2 separate regions of the Mus musculus genome follow, and region 2 is linked to region 1. A link is a loop called in an ENCODE intact Hi-C map of the cell type or tissue named here. Cell type or tissue: left cerebral cortex. All regions are shown on one strand.

The links. Hi-C counts contacts between places; a loop is a spot of excess contacts. Peaks named below come from ENCODE experiments on the same cell type or tissue, not always from the same donor. Only the 100,000 strongest peaks of a DNase experiment are listed, where the experiment ranks them.
Region 2: it touches region 1 in a loop (6-fold over the local background); 14 of 42 quality-filtered maps call a loop at or near these places.

Annotation. Positions count from the first base shown.
Region 1 is chr1:40,539,969-40,547,968 of GRCm38, forward strand. It overlaps Il18rap (interleukin 18 receptor accessory protein), which reads left to right. Exons shown (of 13, transcript NM_010553.4): 10 at 1,919-2,070; 11 at 3,022-3,159; 12 at 7,799-7,972. Among named protein-coding and RNA genes, the nearest start is that of Il18rap, 29 kb to the left of the region's middle. In left cerebral cortex, a CTCF peak has its summit at 4,893 (motif pointing left); DNase peaks (open chromatin) are centred at 2,826, 3,129 and 4,887.
Region 2 is chr1:39,997,107-40,005,106 of GRCm38, forward strand. Map4k4 (mitogen-activated protein kinase kinase kinase kinase 4) reads left to right here. Exons shown (of 32, transcript NM_001252200.1): 13 at 1-76; 14 at 2,782-2,868; 15 at 3,518-3,643; 16 at 4,324-4,485; 17 at 6,651-6,881; 18 at 7,701-7,807. Among named protein-coding and RNA genes, the nearest start is that of Il1r2, 84 kb to the right of the region's middle. In left cerebral cortex, CTCF peaks have their summits at 4,019 (motif pointing right) and 5,121 (motif pointing right); DNase peaks (open chromatin) are centred at 3,544, 4,011, 5,184 and 5,337; H3K27ac peaks cover 545 bases.

The DNA.
Region 1 (8,000 bases):
AACTGAACAATATCCCAAGCTTTCATATTTTGTCTTGGTAAAAGGGACATCCACTGTGCTGAGCACATACTCTATTACTAGGCCAAATCCTCAGCCCACAAAAGGGTTTTTTTTTTTTTTCTAAAAGCAAACTAAAGAGGGTGGTTCCTGCCCCACCAAATCTTCAACTCTGCTTTTATTCGGTGCTAAGGAAATGGCACCATAGCATAGATTCTGGCAAAAGAGAATAGGTGACATGGCTCTACCCTGGAATAGAGCCTTAGAGGAGAGATGTCTGTCTTGGAATACTAGCAGGCTGAAACATTTTATGATAACTAGACTTCATTTGTTATCTGTGACTAACAGACTCCCCAGAGTTTATAGGAGAGAGAACTTGACCAGTTGAAAGGAAAACTGTAGACCTTCAGAGCCAAGCCCTCCAATGTCTAGAAAAGTAAGTCTCTATCCTAGAGCAAAGGATCTGGGACCCATCATGGCCAGTCAGACATGTCAATTGGAGATGTGTCCTACCAATTTTCTGTATTAGAAACCCCTCCAGATAAGAATCCACAGCATGTTCTCTCTAGTTTTTCAAGGATTTCACTGGACTAATGTAATATTTTGAAAAGTATAGATAAACAGTAAAGGAAAGATTTTACTGAGGGAAACGCCATTCAGCAAGAGGTTCTAACATCAAGGAACACATTGGATTTCAAACGGATGCTGCATGAGACTCTACGTAGGAGAAGTGAGGCAGAGCCCAGATTCTCAAGCCACCCCACCTGTGGATTTTAGTCTGCTTTCCAGGAGTGGCGAGGTGACTCTGGCCTTCTGTGAGGGAGGCCCCATCTCCTAGGTATATGACAGAAAACCTCATTTCTCAAGGTCACCATAAGGGACAGATGAGGTAGAAGCCACATGTACCTCAGAATGTGTGGCAAGCAGAAAACTTCTGTGGACTGATTGTAGGCTCACAGCGGCATGACCCATCTGAACATGGTCCCTTAATGTGACCACTGAATGATGCAGACATAGAAAATGGGAACTAAGTAAATGCAGAAAGTCAGTTTTCTGGGTGGGTCAGAGATCTGGGTGCCAGGCTGGAGGTGGGACATACTAAAGTCACACAGTAATGATGATGTCACTACTGTGGCCAGCACCACTCTTCCTCCACTGAACTTTGCCCCTGACACTACCAAGTCAGGATGTTCATATCCTGACTCCTTAGAGTTTGTGTTGTGAGGAAGGAAGAGATTAAAGAGTCCATAGTCAGTGCTCAGCCAAGTACCTGGTAGCAAGCCTCAAGAGGAATTAGGTGTGGTGTGGTATGATGTGTGTGTGTGTGTGTGTGTGTGTGTGTGTGTGTGTGTGTAGGTGTGTAGGTGTGTAGGTGTATGTAGACATATGTGTACTTGCATTTGGAGGCTAGGGGTAAATCTCATCTTTCATTCCTCAAAGTTCACTAATCTTGTTTGGGGTTGGGGGTGGGGGGCAGAATTTCTTCCTGACTGAACTAGGCTGTCTGGCCACTGAGCCATACGGATCCACTTCTGTCTGCTTTCCCAATGCTGGCATTACACGTACACGCTACCACACCTGGCTTTTTACATGTGCTCCGGGGATTAAATTTAGGGCTTCATGCTTGGGAAGGAAACAGTCTACAGAGGGAGACTGTTCATAAATTATCAATATTCTTCATTCCCAAAGGGGGACTCTTACAGTGAAGTCCAGAGGAGGGCCACACGTAACTTGTGCTTTAGTGCAAAGCCTTAGCAGATTCCATCCATTGATGAAGAACAAGCCTCCTCTGTCTGTCTCTGATCTTTTACAGTCTTCTTACGAGAAATTCCTACTGGCTCTTCGTCAGCTTTCTGAGCACAGCTTCACGAATGGCAGTTGATCTTCCTGAGTGGGTGTGAATTTCCCCCTCCTTTTCTAGAATTCAATCCACTTTCAAGAATGAAGTCATTGAACGTACCATCTTCTTGAGAGAAGTTACCCAGAGAGATCTCAGCAGAAAGTTTGTTTGCTTTGCCCAGAACTCCATTGGGAACACAACACGGACCATACGGCTGAGGAAGAAGGAAGAGGGTAAGCCTAGAAGTTTGTTCCCAGAGATTGACAACTGTTCTTCTTGAAAGGGGAAGGGGCATTTTCCCAAAAAGAGCATCAGTGTTAGCTGTGAAAGCTTTCCAGACACTAAAGCACTTTGCCGTGGTAGTTCCTTTAAGGCCTTGACTATGACCATACAACTGACTTTGACCTGAGCTTTGTAACAACTAATTTGTGTGCAGAAGAACCCATTACTCAACTCACCCAGACTTTCTGTTCATGCTGTTGCCCATTCATATAGCCTTCCCACTTACTCATTCCCTAAAGCACTCAATTAACCTACTTATCCCTCTTGTACCTACAAGAATCCCCAGCCCCACCTACCCCCACCCACTGGGACAGCCCAGTGTGCAGACATCACTTTCTTTGCCATTTGCCCCTGCTGGCTTCCAGAGACCATGACAAGAACTCTGAGAAATGCCCATGAGGAACAGTTCCATCCTTAGCAAGATGTCCAGGGATGAGGTTGGGCCAATCATGGACTTGCTCAGTCGATGACTGGAACACAGTCCAGCAGAGTAAATGTCCTCTGGCCATAGTGTGACACTGTAAGTGTGCCATGACGGTAGCTTTCCTATGCAGATCCCTTATTTATAAGTTGAGTCATGGAGGGTGCAAGGTGCTGATGTGACTCCTAGTCTAGGAATGTTTAGACTTCCATGGGGATGAGCACCCGCAAATGTAATTTACAACAGGCAACAGGAAAGGTACAGATGAGCTCTATAGACATTTGTAGGAACAAAAATAGGTAAAATGACTCAGCATCGTAGGTCAGCTCATCAGGAATTTCCCATCAACCTGGCTCTCTAGAGTTAATTGTGGAAAATTCCATCCAGACTTGAGATGACAGAGATAGCAGCATGGCTTTCTATTACATAATAGGCTGTGTTGGTCTAGATGTGTTTGCTCAGATCTCTGTGTTTCCCTTAGTGGTGTTTGTATACATCCTTCTCGGCACGGCCTTGATGCTGGTGGGCGTTCTGGTGGCAGCTGCTTTCCTCTACTGGTACTGGATTGAAGTTGTCCTGCTCTGTCGAACCTACAAGAACAAAGATGAGACTCTGGGGGGTAAGAACACCCAGTGTGCCACTCCCTGTCTAAATGACAAGACACTGTTACTTAGTTATTCCCTATCTATTGGCTCTCTTTTCTTAGAACTGTCTTAGTTGTGATTTCACATGCCTCCTGCCAGCCAGAGCCCATGAGAAAAGTCAGAGGTAGCTAATGCCTGATAGGTAGTGTTTTATCTCGAAGGATTAGGTCCTTCCTCTTCTTCTTTTCCTCCTCCTCCTCTTCCTCTTTTTCTTCCTCTTCTTTTCCCCCTCTTCTTTTTCTTTTAATTTTTCTTCCTCCTCTTATCCTCCTTCTTCCTCCCCCTCCTTCTCTTCACCTTTCTCTTCTTCTTTTTCTTCTTTCTATTCTTCTTCTTCCTCTTCTAATTCTTCTTCCTCCTCCTCCTAGTCTTTCCTCCCCCTTTTCTTACTCTTCTTCTTTTTTCTTCTAATTTTCCTGCTCCTCTTCTTGTTCATCTTCTCCTCCTTCCTCTTCCTCCTCCTCCTCCTCTTCTTCTTCCTCCTCCTCCTTCCTCTCCTCCTTTTGCTCTGGCTTTACACCAGGAAAGACTGAAGAAACAATTCTAGCTCATTCTAGTTACCAGGAACCTTGTAGAAGATACTTTTGTGGGATTTATGGGACTTAGAAATATTCTCTTTGCTAACCAATCTGGGGTGATTCAGCAAGTGGCAGCTTTATATACCGCTCTCCTCATTCATAAAACAGGACTGTCGCAGCAGCAGGCAGAGGACAGTATGTGAGCTCACTGAGGCTAGACCTGGTTTGCCTTTAGACTGGTACCTAAGTATATAGAAACTCAGTATGGTCTGCGATGAATGTCACTTGAGGATGGGTCATATGCCCAGTCAGAGTATTGACTATTGCCATCTTCACAGTCCCCTTAGACAGAGAAAGATGAAGCCATAATCTTCGTATGAGACCACCCAAAGAGGCTGTGTCTTAACTTTGAATCTTTAAGTCTGGTTTTAGGAAACCCATCACCTGGGTTATTACCACATGAAAACAAGGCATGCCAGGTCAGGGATTTGTCCCAAACAAGTGTAAGTTGCACAAATTACAAGTCCTATTATTACCAATGACACTTCTGTTAATTCACCCACAAGACATGGTTGCAATACCCATCATGTTGTATGGGCTAGAATGCTGCTTTAAGCTTTGCTGGCTTCAGCAAGTCTCAGGTCAGTGTATTTGCAGTGTCAGTGACTGACTTTACTGCTTGGAGCAGAAGGTCTGCCTGCCGTGTAAGCACCTTCACTGGGAGGGTCCTCTGAGGCCAGTGGCTTTTGCAGGCTGAAATTACGGCACCAAGAAAAGAAAGTAAGAAGTGTTTCAGGTCTGAGTTCAGTTCCCCGCCCCCACAAACACACACAAACACACACACACACACACACACACACACACACACACACACACACACACACACACACCTGAACCAAGCTAAGAAAACTAGAGAAATACATGCATTTCATCTTATTTTAGATCGATTATTGATAACATCCTTTGAGTTCCATATAAGCCAACAGTGTTTTCAGAATTTTTGTTTGTTTAATTAGCCTTTTATATTTGTATGGAACAAATTCACTGAACCCCCCCCCCCCTAAGATTCTAGAGTTTAACAAAGCAGAGTCAGTTGATAGGGATCATTTAATTTTGTCTCATGTGATTTCACTTCTTGGTGATTTGCTCAGAACTGGGTTCTGGAGCACAGTGATTCAGCGCCCTCTGCTGGTCAAACGGATATTTATTTACAAAATGAAAGCCCAAGAGTTCATTGTGAATGTCTAAACTTCATTTAGAAAGAAATAACACTAGGAGGACATGTGTAGGTCCTCTAACACCACACTCTGTAAATTCATTGCTAAATAAGTTTATCTTTTTTTTGTTTTGTTTTGTTTTCCATTTTTTATTAGGTATTTAGCTTATTTACATTTCCAATGCTATACCAAAAGTCCCCCATACCCACCCACCCCCACTCCCCTACACACCCACTCCCCCTTTTTGGCCCTGGCATTCCCCTGTACTGGGGCATACAGAGTTTACGTGTCCAATGGGCCTCTCTTTCCAGTGATGGCCGATTAGGCCATCTTTTGATACATATGCAGCTAGAGTCAAGAGCTCCGGGGTACTGGTTAGTTCATAATGTTGTTCCACCTATAGGGTTGCAGATCCCGTTAGCTCCTTGGGTTCTTTCTCTAGCTCCTCCATTGGGAGCCCTGTGATCCATCCATTAGCTGACTGTGAGCATCCACTTCTGTGTTTGCTAGGCTCCGGCATAGTCTCAGAAGAGATAGCTACATCTGGGTCCTTTCAATAAAATCTTGCTAGGGTATGCAATGGTGTTAGCGTTTGGATGCTGATTATGGGGTGGATCCCTGGATATGGCAGTCTCTACATGGTCCATCCTTTCATCTCAGCTCCAAACTTTGTCTCTGTAACTCCTTCCATGGGTGTTTTGTTGCCAATTCTAAGGAGGGGCATAGTGTCCACACTTCAGTCTTCATTCTTCTTGAGTTTCATGTGTTTAGCAAATTGTACCTTATATCTTGGGAATCCTAGGTTTGGGGCTAATATCCACTTATCAGTGAGTACATATTGTGTGAGTTCCTTTGTGAATGTGTTACCTCACTCAGGATGATGCCCTCCAGGTCCATCCATTTGCCTAGGAATTTCATAAATTCATTCTTTTTAATAGCTGAGTAGTACTCCATTGTGTAGATGTACCACATTTTCTGTATCCATTCCTCTGTTTTATCTTTTGATTTATAGAAAACTCTGGGGTTTTTACAAAACCCTGGGAGGGTCAGAGGTAGATATGGTGTGTTACACATTTTTATTTTTATTTTGCTTTTAAAATCATTTCTATTGATATTCATCCACCCTTCCTTTTACCCTTCCCCCTCCTCAGTAAAGTCAATCTCACTTTTTAACCCTTTCTGCGTACTGGCGTGTCCTACTATCCTCCTCTCTGGAACTTCTTCTTTACTCTTATCTCAAGGTCTCATCATTAAACACACCAGCACTTACCTACAGGCCACACCTCAGAGTCTCCTCCTTTCTATATGGGCAGTCGAGTACCTCACAAACTAGCTTCTATAGCTTTGGGGGCTCTGAGCCTCCTGTTTTATTTGTGGATGGTAGCCAATCCTCTGGGCATCTCTTTTAGCAAGCACACTGCTGAACGGCCTGAGACACTACTTGTGGCCTGAGACACTAGTTACATCTAACAACACTGTAGATGGAGGTTATGGAATGACCTGAAATATAAACTACAGCTGCTCCATCCCAAAACGTGTGAGTTAATGTGTGAGTTTTCTGTCTCTTCGAGGTAGTTTTTTTATTTCAGCATATCCCAACAAATCTTCCTGATAATATTATCAACAGAAGTACAAGAGACCTGTACAGTGTCCTAAGACTACTTCTATAAATGTAGCTTCTCAAATATAAGGGGAGGGCTGTGTGAGAGCCAGAGACTCTGGTCTGGCATATTTGCTACCTCATGCAACCATTCCTGCAAGGGGAACTCGACTGATCTCACCTCACAAGGAGATACAAGTACTGTCGTCACTTGACACAGCCCTTCATGACAAGGGTACATTCAGATACATGTACCCTTAGGCTACTTTTCTTTGTAGAAACAAAATATAGTGGGCTTGTATAAACCTAGACAGTATAAACTACGACACAGTAGGCTGTGGACTCTCTGGAGAGTGTGTGTATATAAGCCTATCACTACACAGTGGGTACTATATATGCAAATACATAGATAAAGCCCAACTACTCCCAGGTTGTGATGAGCAAAACAACCAACACCCAGTTAAGCAGAAGAGAACATTTATCCAATTGTGAGACTTGTTAACTGCCAGGTACGTGAGGCTGCTGATGGTGTTGTAGGGCAAACAGTGTTTAGAAGCGGTAGTGTGTTCCACAGCCATGGCAAGCCAAGTGCAACAAATGGAGAGCCGGTGATATAGTCACGTGCTATATACGGGCCATGGCCGGAGAGATATGCTTCTGCATATTGTGCACATAGAGGACCATACCAGCATTACTGCACATGGGAGAAATATTATGGGCTGTAGTGCCGTGAGGACTACAGCAGCCATGGGCAATAGGAGTCACCTGTGTGTTGTTAACTTATAGGACCTCCACTGCAATGCACCCACTGTTAACTGAACCATCCAATGCTGTTGCATGGCTAAAAGTGTGCCACTATCTCCCGATGGGTACTGGATCCAGATCTTAACAGCACTTGATTTCTGGTTATTATCACGCTTTAACGGAGCAGACTCCTCTTTGATGTGTGACTAATGAGCTAGAAACACTGCAGATACAAAGAATGATGCCCTCCCGAGCACACAAGATTCAATCACGGGAGGCCCCAGCTGTTTGATCTGTCCCCTGCAGAGACACAGGGGTACTTCATACGCTAATCATTGGGTTTCATAGGGACAATCAAAACCACTCCGTGGTGTGATTTTAAAATGGATGCATCTGCTGGCTTTGCTTTTAATTCCTTTTTGTAAGGATCCCAAATCTTATTTCTTTTCCATTTAGCATACGCTCCAAGCATCTGTATATATCATGATAGTTACTAAAAAGGACTTTGGTTTTGTTTGTTGTTCCCTTTCCTTAGATAAGAAGGAATTCGATGCATTTGTATCCTACTCGAATTGGAGCTCTCCTGAGACTGACGCCGTGGGATCTCTGAGTGAGGAACACCTGGCTCTGAATCTTTTCCCGGAAGTGCTAGAAGACACCTATGGGTACAGATTGTGTTTGCTTGACCGAGATGTGACCCCAGGAGGAGGTAGGTCTTGCCTGCCAAGGAACCAATT
Region 2 (8,000 bases), 540 kb before region 1:
ACTGGAAAGGCGGCGTAAAGAAGAGGAAGAGAGGAGACGGGCAGAAGAGGAGAAGAGGAGAGTGGAGAGGGAACAGGTGAGCTTTCAAGAATGTTGACCCAGGTATCCGTGGCCTCTAACCGTGGAGCTGGGTCCCGGGGACCAAATGCATATGCATGCATGCATGCATGCATGCTCAGGGGTTAGGTATCTAAACGTGCTGAAGACTCCAACGACTTGACTTTTTATCTTCAAAAAGAATAAAAAATTGTTACAGTGTAGAGACCCTGTGAGTCTTGAAGAGGCTGACATGTGACAGGTGTCTGAATATACACTCACAGGCTTGGCTTACATCCTTTGAGCTCCAAATAACTGGGTGAGGTTAACTTTCAGACAGGGAAATTCAAAACCAACTTTAAGGAAACTATTGATAAATGCCTGAAGTATCTACTGGCTGAGTGAGTACTGTAGCCTAAGTGTAGCTTTGAAGATTGTTTGTGTTGCTTAGTACAAAAACCAGTTTTGTATACTTGTTCTTTTATTATTGCCCTGTGGAGCTTATTTGTAAATTTCTTAGATTATTTATGCAAACAGAAAATAACTTTCCTTAGTTTATATGGCTTTCCTACCTTTGAATTGGTCAATCTGTGCTTTGAGCTTTGAAGAAGGAAGAAAGTCAATGAATGAAAGCCATTTTGAATTGGAGTTCATATTTAAAGTACTAACAAACATGACTTTATCTTCCAAACACAGTGATCCAGCTACTGGCCTTGACACTCCTCCTGGACCTTGTGTGTCTAAGCCTGGGTCTGCACATGAACCCATGTTCCTAGAATCTCCGTGGTATAGCCTACCTGTTATTATCTACTTCTTGGCCCTAACAGTAGGGCTTATTTGTTTATGTAGTTAGTTACTAATGTTTTTATGGTGCTTATTCCTGGCGGCTACAAATCTGTGAAAATGCTACCTGCTACTTGTTGGAAGTCACCCAGGCATGATTCCAAGTTTGATTGTGACAAGAAATGTGATGGTGGCATTTTCGTTCTTAAGATTTTGTGAATAAAGCTGGAGAAATGGCTCAGCAGTTAAGAGCACTGGGTGCTCTTCCAGAGGACTGTGGTTCAGTTCCCAGCCCCCACATGGCTTCCTACAACCATCTGTAACTTCAGTTCCAGGGATCCAGTGCCCTTTCCTGGCCTCTTCCAGCAATGCGTACACATAGTGTACAAACATACACTCAGGCAAAACACTCATAAATATAAAAATGTGAAAGAACCTTGAAAAAGATGTGAATAGCAAGTACCCTGCACTTTTAGCATTTCTTAAAATTGGTTGTTTTACTCTGCTTTTTATGTTTTTATTCATTTATTTATTTATTTTTGTAAATAATCTTCCCTTGCTGTGGTGCGTGGTACATTCCCACGAAAGCGTGTATATGCTGTATTCTCTGTTCGTTGCATGTCGAGATCTTTGTGGTTTGCATAGCATCTGATTTCCCCCAGTATTCTTGCATTTTAAAGTCAGAAAACATGTTTATAGTAACTTGATCTTTCAAGCTCTGATTTAAATTCTGTTATTTTCGAAAAAGGAATGCTCTGAGACACAGATTTCTTTTCTCAGGCAGCTAAGGCCACGTGTCTGTCACAAAGCCACTTGATTGATGCCTTAGCGTGCTCTTGGCATGTCAGGTGTAAGCTAAAGGGACTTGGCTTTGGGTGTTTGGTGCGGTTTATAAGATGTGGTGTTCTGAGTGTTTGCAGGCCACTGTTTCTCTGTTGTCTGGTATTCTGACCAGAACTATTGGTTAACTCAAACATCTGGTCAGGCATATCTTTGGCTCTTTTTACTTAAGGGCATGTGCCATGAAATGGGGTGGTTGGGAGGAGGCGCTCACTATAGAAACAGAAGCCACCTCCATGGGACAGTTCTCCCACATGCCAGTCCATTGCTCCCCTGCTAGGACAAGTAGGTCCTCCTGCTTAATGTGGGGCTGAAAGTATACAGCAGGCGCTGCGGCTTGTCTCTGATGGGCTTGGGTTAGGGTTTCCTGATGCCTGTGTACTAATAGGAATTGTGTAACTGCAGGGTTGTGTGTTCTCACCTCTCACCTACCCCATCCCCAGCACTGGAGCCGAAACCTCTGCTGTGCTCTGTACGAGGTTACCGTCTCCACTGTGACTCGGTGGTCGTTCTCGCCCGCTGTCACGTCATCAGCCTGCCCCTGCACTCGTGCCTGTACACACTACACAGACACACAAGCTCACCAGCGTGGGCTTGGCCAGATTACCTGTAGAGAAGTGCCCATAGTCCATGACTCCTGACCACATCTTCCGACTGTAGCCATTATTCCAGGAACTTTTGGAGTCATTAGCAAAAGCACAAATCCTGTTTGGTTGGTTTGGGATTTTGTTTTTTTGTTTTTTTTTTTTATTTTTATCTTAAACAGATTTGGGTGTTAGTTTTTAAAAATTGCTGGTTTGTGCTTATTTAAAATGATGCCTCGCCATTTCTGTGGTGTCTGTTGTCCTTAAGAGGAAGCTAGCCTCCTTAAAGTTCCGTATTGGATGTGATGAGAGTGTAATAGCAGCAGTGCTTGAACGCCGCTGTGTGCATCATGCCAGTAAGCTAGACTACTTACAGCTTGGAGCCTTGCAAACACCCTCAGCAGCAGGTTGTCTTCACTAAGGAGTCCAGTCCTCGGCGAGCTTGCTGCCGAGCTTCTGGAGTGCCGGTTACCCACACAGGGGACTCAGTCGCGTCCCTCCTGGATGTACTGACTGCTGGGTCATTTCTGTGTGACAGGAGTACATCAGGCGGCAGCTAGAGGAGGAGCAGCGGCACCTGGAGATCCTGCAGCAGCAGCTGCTCCAGGAGCAGGCCATGTTACTGGTAACGCCCCGCCTCTGTCCCGTTCCATACCACAGGGCCGTTGTCCCTTCCCTAAGTTGGCCAGATGTAGTGACCGTCAAACTTTTTTGGTCTCACTGTGGCAGCCAGGTTCCAGTGAAGCTGTCCTCTGGTCATGCTATCAAGCACAGTGAAAACTGCCCTTAGTTTATTTCCCAATAGTAAGCTAGCTCCTTGTTTGGTAAATGCCTGTCAACTCTTAAACAGAACCTGGCATTCAGTGAATGTGAAAATGCCAGAGGTATCAGGTTCACAGTGCATGCTGTGGGAATTTTTGCTGAGTATGTGTGTATATATACCACTGTATCTGATGTTTAATTGAATTCCTTTACTCCGCAATGATGTTACAGTTAGCAAATGCTGTCACATTTTACACAGGTAACATGCTATTTAAAATCCCAGCCATTTTGCCTTGCTCTTAAACAATGGGGGAAGTGCTATTTAAAAAAAAAAAAAAAACCAAAGCCAAGAAGGGATCCAGAGAGGAGGTGAGCTCGCCACGGTCCCCAGATTCAGTGTCACCCTCTCCCTCTCCAAGGAGTGCCGATGGCGGGAGATGGAGGAGCACCGGCAGGCAGAGAGGCTCCAGAGGCAGTTGCAACAAGAACAAGCATATCTCCTGTCTCTACAGCACGACCACAGGAGGCCGCACGCACAGCAGCAGCCGCCGCCCCCGCAGCAGCAGGACAGGAGCAAACCGAGCTTTCATGCTCCAGAGCCCAAGCCTCACTATGACCCTGCTGACAGAGCTCGGGAGGTACCTGCTTTCCCTATTGCTTACAGACTGGTCCCGAGAGAGCTAGGCGTCCCCTGATGACTGTCGAGAGCTGTACTGCAGGATCTCACCTCTGTTTTCTGCATGGATTTCTTGGTTAACAAATGCTAGAGAGATCAGAAGAAAACTACACACACACACACAAGTACCTGGCAGTGTTAGTCTTTACCATGCGAATGAGAGAAATGTCAGTCTTGTTTAAGACTAGCATGAGGAGGCAGTGGACTTTTAGCCTTACTGGATCAGTGGTGTTTGGATGACCAGAGCCTCCCATAAGGATGCAGCAAGTGGTCCTCTCTGGGCTAGACAGAAGGACGTGGGTGCGTCCAGGAGCACTGTGCGGTTCTGGCCTGCAGATGGCTCCCTTCTACATCTTCCCTCACAGGGAGCAGAGTCCAGGACAGATTCTGTTCTTTAGAGAGTAATGAAGCTCTAGGTGCTGAGGATAGTCTAGAAGCTGCTTTGCTTAATTTTCATTTTCATAGTTTTTAAAAGTCCTCTATCAAATCTTAGCCCTGCTCAGCACCGCCACTGTGCACTTAGCTGCCTCTCTTCTCAGAGCTGAATAGAACACATTTTCTCTCAGTTGTCTTGCTCTTACATGTTCCTCATCTCTCCTTTCCTACTAACATGGAGCCGTGTCTTCTAATTCTCTGACGCAGGTGGAAGATAGATTTAGAAAGACTAACCACAGCTCCCCTGAGGCCCAGGCTAAGCAAACGGGCAGAGGACTGGAGCCACCCGTGCCTTCCCGGTCAGAGTCTTTTTCCAATGGCAACTCCGAGTCTGTGCACCCTGCCCTGCAGAGACCAGCGGAGCCACAGGTAGCAGCAGTAGCTCCCTGTGCCACGTGTAGCCCGTTGTCTCAACAGCTGGTGTGAACAGGAGGCGTGCATTCAGCGTAGGGAGAGGAGGCTTGTCGTTTGTTTGTTTTGTTGTCTAAGATTTTTATTGAACTCATTATGGCTATCTCCAGTCAATACTTTTATTTCCCCCTCCTTAACTCAGATGTGAAGTCCCTCCTTCCTCTTAAATACTTTTTTAAATTATATTTTTAGAACGTTGGTTTTATTGTATAAGCAGGTTAGAAGAGAACTTTTAACCTGAACATTTTGAAGTAAGTACTTTGTGTCTGTGGTCCCAGCTCCCTGAAGGACCTTTGGACGCTAAAGGTGGCCTTGCATTTCTGTGCAGGCTCCTATTTATTTGGCTGAATGTGTAAATTTCCTGGGAAAAGGTTTTTGGTTTTGTTTGTTTGTTTGTTTGTTGTTTTAAAATACAAAACCAGATTCTCAAACCTGTCAAGATTGAACACAGGTTATGCCTAGTGGGTTGAATATTGATTTCCTGTAAGAGATTAGGACAGAGTTTATGACTTTTCCTTCAGTCTGTCCCAGAGTCTGTCTTGTCTGAGTGCTCAGAAGAGAAGCAGCAGCCTTGTCTAGAAAGGACAGTAGGTGGCAGACACACCCATCCCCTGAGGGTGTGTAGGCACTCCTCCATGCTGCTCTGCCTCACACACTTCTCTGAGCTTTCTGTACTCGGTCGGCCCTGGTGTTTGCATGTCACCTAGGACAAGAGTTGGTGGTTTTGAGAAGAAATGGCCCTTCTGTGACAGATGCAGTCACATGAGAATTTGAATGTGTTCTGCAGTAACCAACCCTCCTGGGGGATGGTTGAGCTGAGCAAATCTGAGGTACAGGGGGTGGGGTTTATGCAGATATAGCAGCTGAGAGCTTCAGAGAGCTACACCAGAGAATGCCAGCAGAGGCAGTGGGAAGGGCCAGGTGCCACTTGCTGCTCCACTTAGTGCCTGTTTCCTGGTGAGAAGCATGGTTGTCCTGAGAGCTAAACCCAACACAAGGGCAAACTTGCCTCTGAGCAGCAGGCTCGAGAAGCTTCTGTTTGAGGAGATGAGACAGACAGCCTCTCTTCCTCCGCTGCAGAGTTCTTGCCCCAAGCTTTCACCTGCAGGAGGGAAACTCGTGTGGCTCCTAGCGTTGAGTCCCACTTAGCGTTATTTGGTAACACATCCGTTTGGTTGCTCTCCCAGTGAACACTTAGATGTTTTAGTAGTATGGGAATTGTACCAAAGCTAGGATTCTTTGGATCTGCCTGTGAGCCACAGAGACTATGCACTGGGTCTTAACTGCCGGTTTCACCTGCAGAAGCCAGGCAAGTCAGCACAAGACACATTGATTAGTGCGTGCTGAGTTACAGCTCCCATAACCGCCTTAGTGGTTGGTTATTCTCCAGCAGTGAGGTACAGGTACCTCTTACTAAAATAGTTTATAGAGTTCTGAGAGGATGTTTTTTTAAAGTGACTGCAGAAATTCACTTGGCCAATTGTCATGTCCTTGAGTTCTCATTTCAAAGGCATATTCCTACTGTCAGCCCAGAGTATCTTGATGCTGGTCAGCCTGGGCTTTCTTGGTACTGGATATTTTGGTAAAGAAATTTTAATCCCACTTTTTTCATAACTAGGAGTGTAAACTCAGCTAGGTCTAAAACATTTTAAGATTGGGAGAAAAAAATATTGGTATTCTTGAAAAGTTGGCTGTTCTTAAGTTTCTCTGCTACAGTCCCATAATAGGAAGAGTGTGTGTGCACGCACAAATAAGTCCCGTCAGTAAGATTCTCAGACCCAGGGTTCTGAGGTGGTGGGGAGGTTTGCTGATGAGCAGTGTCTCTGTCATGTGGTCCCCAGCTCTCTGTGCTGACATGGACATGCATGTATCACTCTCCCCTCGGGGGTCTGTGCATGCCCCTGTTCACTGCTGTCTGCAGTTTGTGTCTGGGCACTTTCCCTTATGCGTGTGCCTTTGCTCTTCCTCTTGCCTGTCACCAGCATGGAGCCTATTGGCTGCTCCATGCTTGACACTATGCCTCCCCGACTCACACCCACCTCCTGTTTGGGATTTAGTGTTGACCAGAAAAGCTAGTTGTATGCAGAACGCATTGAATGTTTTGTGTTTTGTTTTCTTGTAAGGTACAGTGGTCCCACCTGGCATCTCTCAAGAACAATGTCTCCCCTGTCTCGAGATCCCATTCCTTCAGTGACCCTTCTCCCAAATTCGCACACCACCATCTCCGCTCTCAGGACCCATGTCCACCTTCCCGCAGTGAGGGGCTCAGTCAGAGCTCTGACTCTAAGTCGGAGGTGCCCGAGCCCACCCAAAAGGCTTGGTCTAGATCAGACAGTGACGAGGTGCCTCCAAGGGTAAGGACAGACAGACAGACGCGCTGTTTTCTCTTTATTTAAACTTACTGTTTGCTGTGATGATGGGAACAGTGACTTACTTCATCAGGGCTAAAGGGCCAGAAGTTTCAAATGACTTCTCAGGGAGGGAAGCCATTCCCCACCTCAGCAGTTACAATTAGCCAATGGTTAGTTAGCTTTTTATCATTGACTGGTTTTAAACGTAGTTTAATAAAAAGTATTTATGGAAAAAATTTTAAGCAACATGCTTCTAAATAAGTAGAATTATAAATGTGTACAGAAGCTCTCCATTATTGTGCATGACATCAAGAATTTAAGAAAAAATCTTATGAGGAAAAATTAACAAGACCATGATTTTTTACTTTAAAGTTGAGCGTATTGTACTTAATAGTACATGAGGATTAAAAGGCACATCTCAGTTTATTTTTTCCTCCACTTGGAATTTGCTTCCTCTGAATATTTTCTCGCTTCTTTGCCAGTCTTTGCTTCCTGCTGATCTATTTGTAGACCGTTGTTGGATTTCTTTGAGCTTACTTTTGTGATTCTCACATACTATCTCAGGGAAGCGCTGCTGTATGCTCTCTGCCACCCGCTTCAGTCCAAACATGACTTCAGCATGACAGGACTGTAGAGATGGGCCAGGCTGTCTGGATCGTGCAGGAGCAGGGGAGGCTTGGGAAAGGGAAGAGCTAGCTTCGTGGCAGGCATTCCGGACTGAGGAAGGCTGTGTTATAAAGTGTACTGTGAGGAGGGGGGGCTGGGGGGGAGCTGTGGTGTTCTTCTGTTGTCTGTCTTAACTGCTGTGTTTCCTACCTAAAGGTTCCCGTGAGAACGACCTCTCGTTCCCCTGTCCTCTCCCGTCGGGATTCCCCACTGCAGGGCGGTGGACAGCAGAATAGCCAAGCAGGACAGAGAAATTCCACCAGGTAAAAAAAGAGAACTGACAGGAGGAGATGTGCTGTGGCTCCCAGTCTCTCAGAAAGTCATCTGTTGTCTGTTTGCAGAAATGTGCATCTCTAGCACTGAGGTTCTAGACCGATGTGACATATTTTACACACTCACACACACACACACACACTCACACTCACACACACACGCAGCAGCAGCAGCGTTATTGAT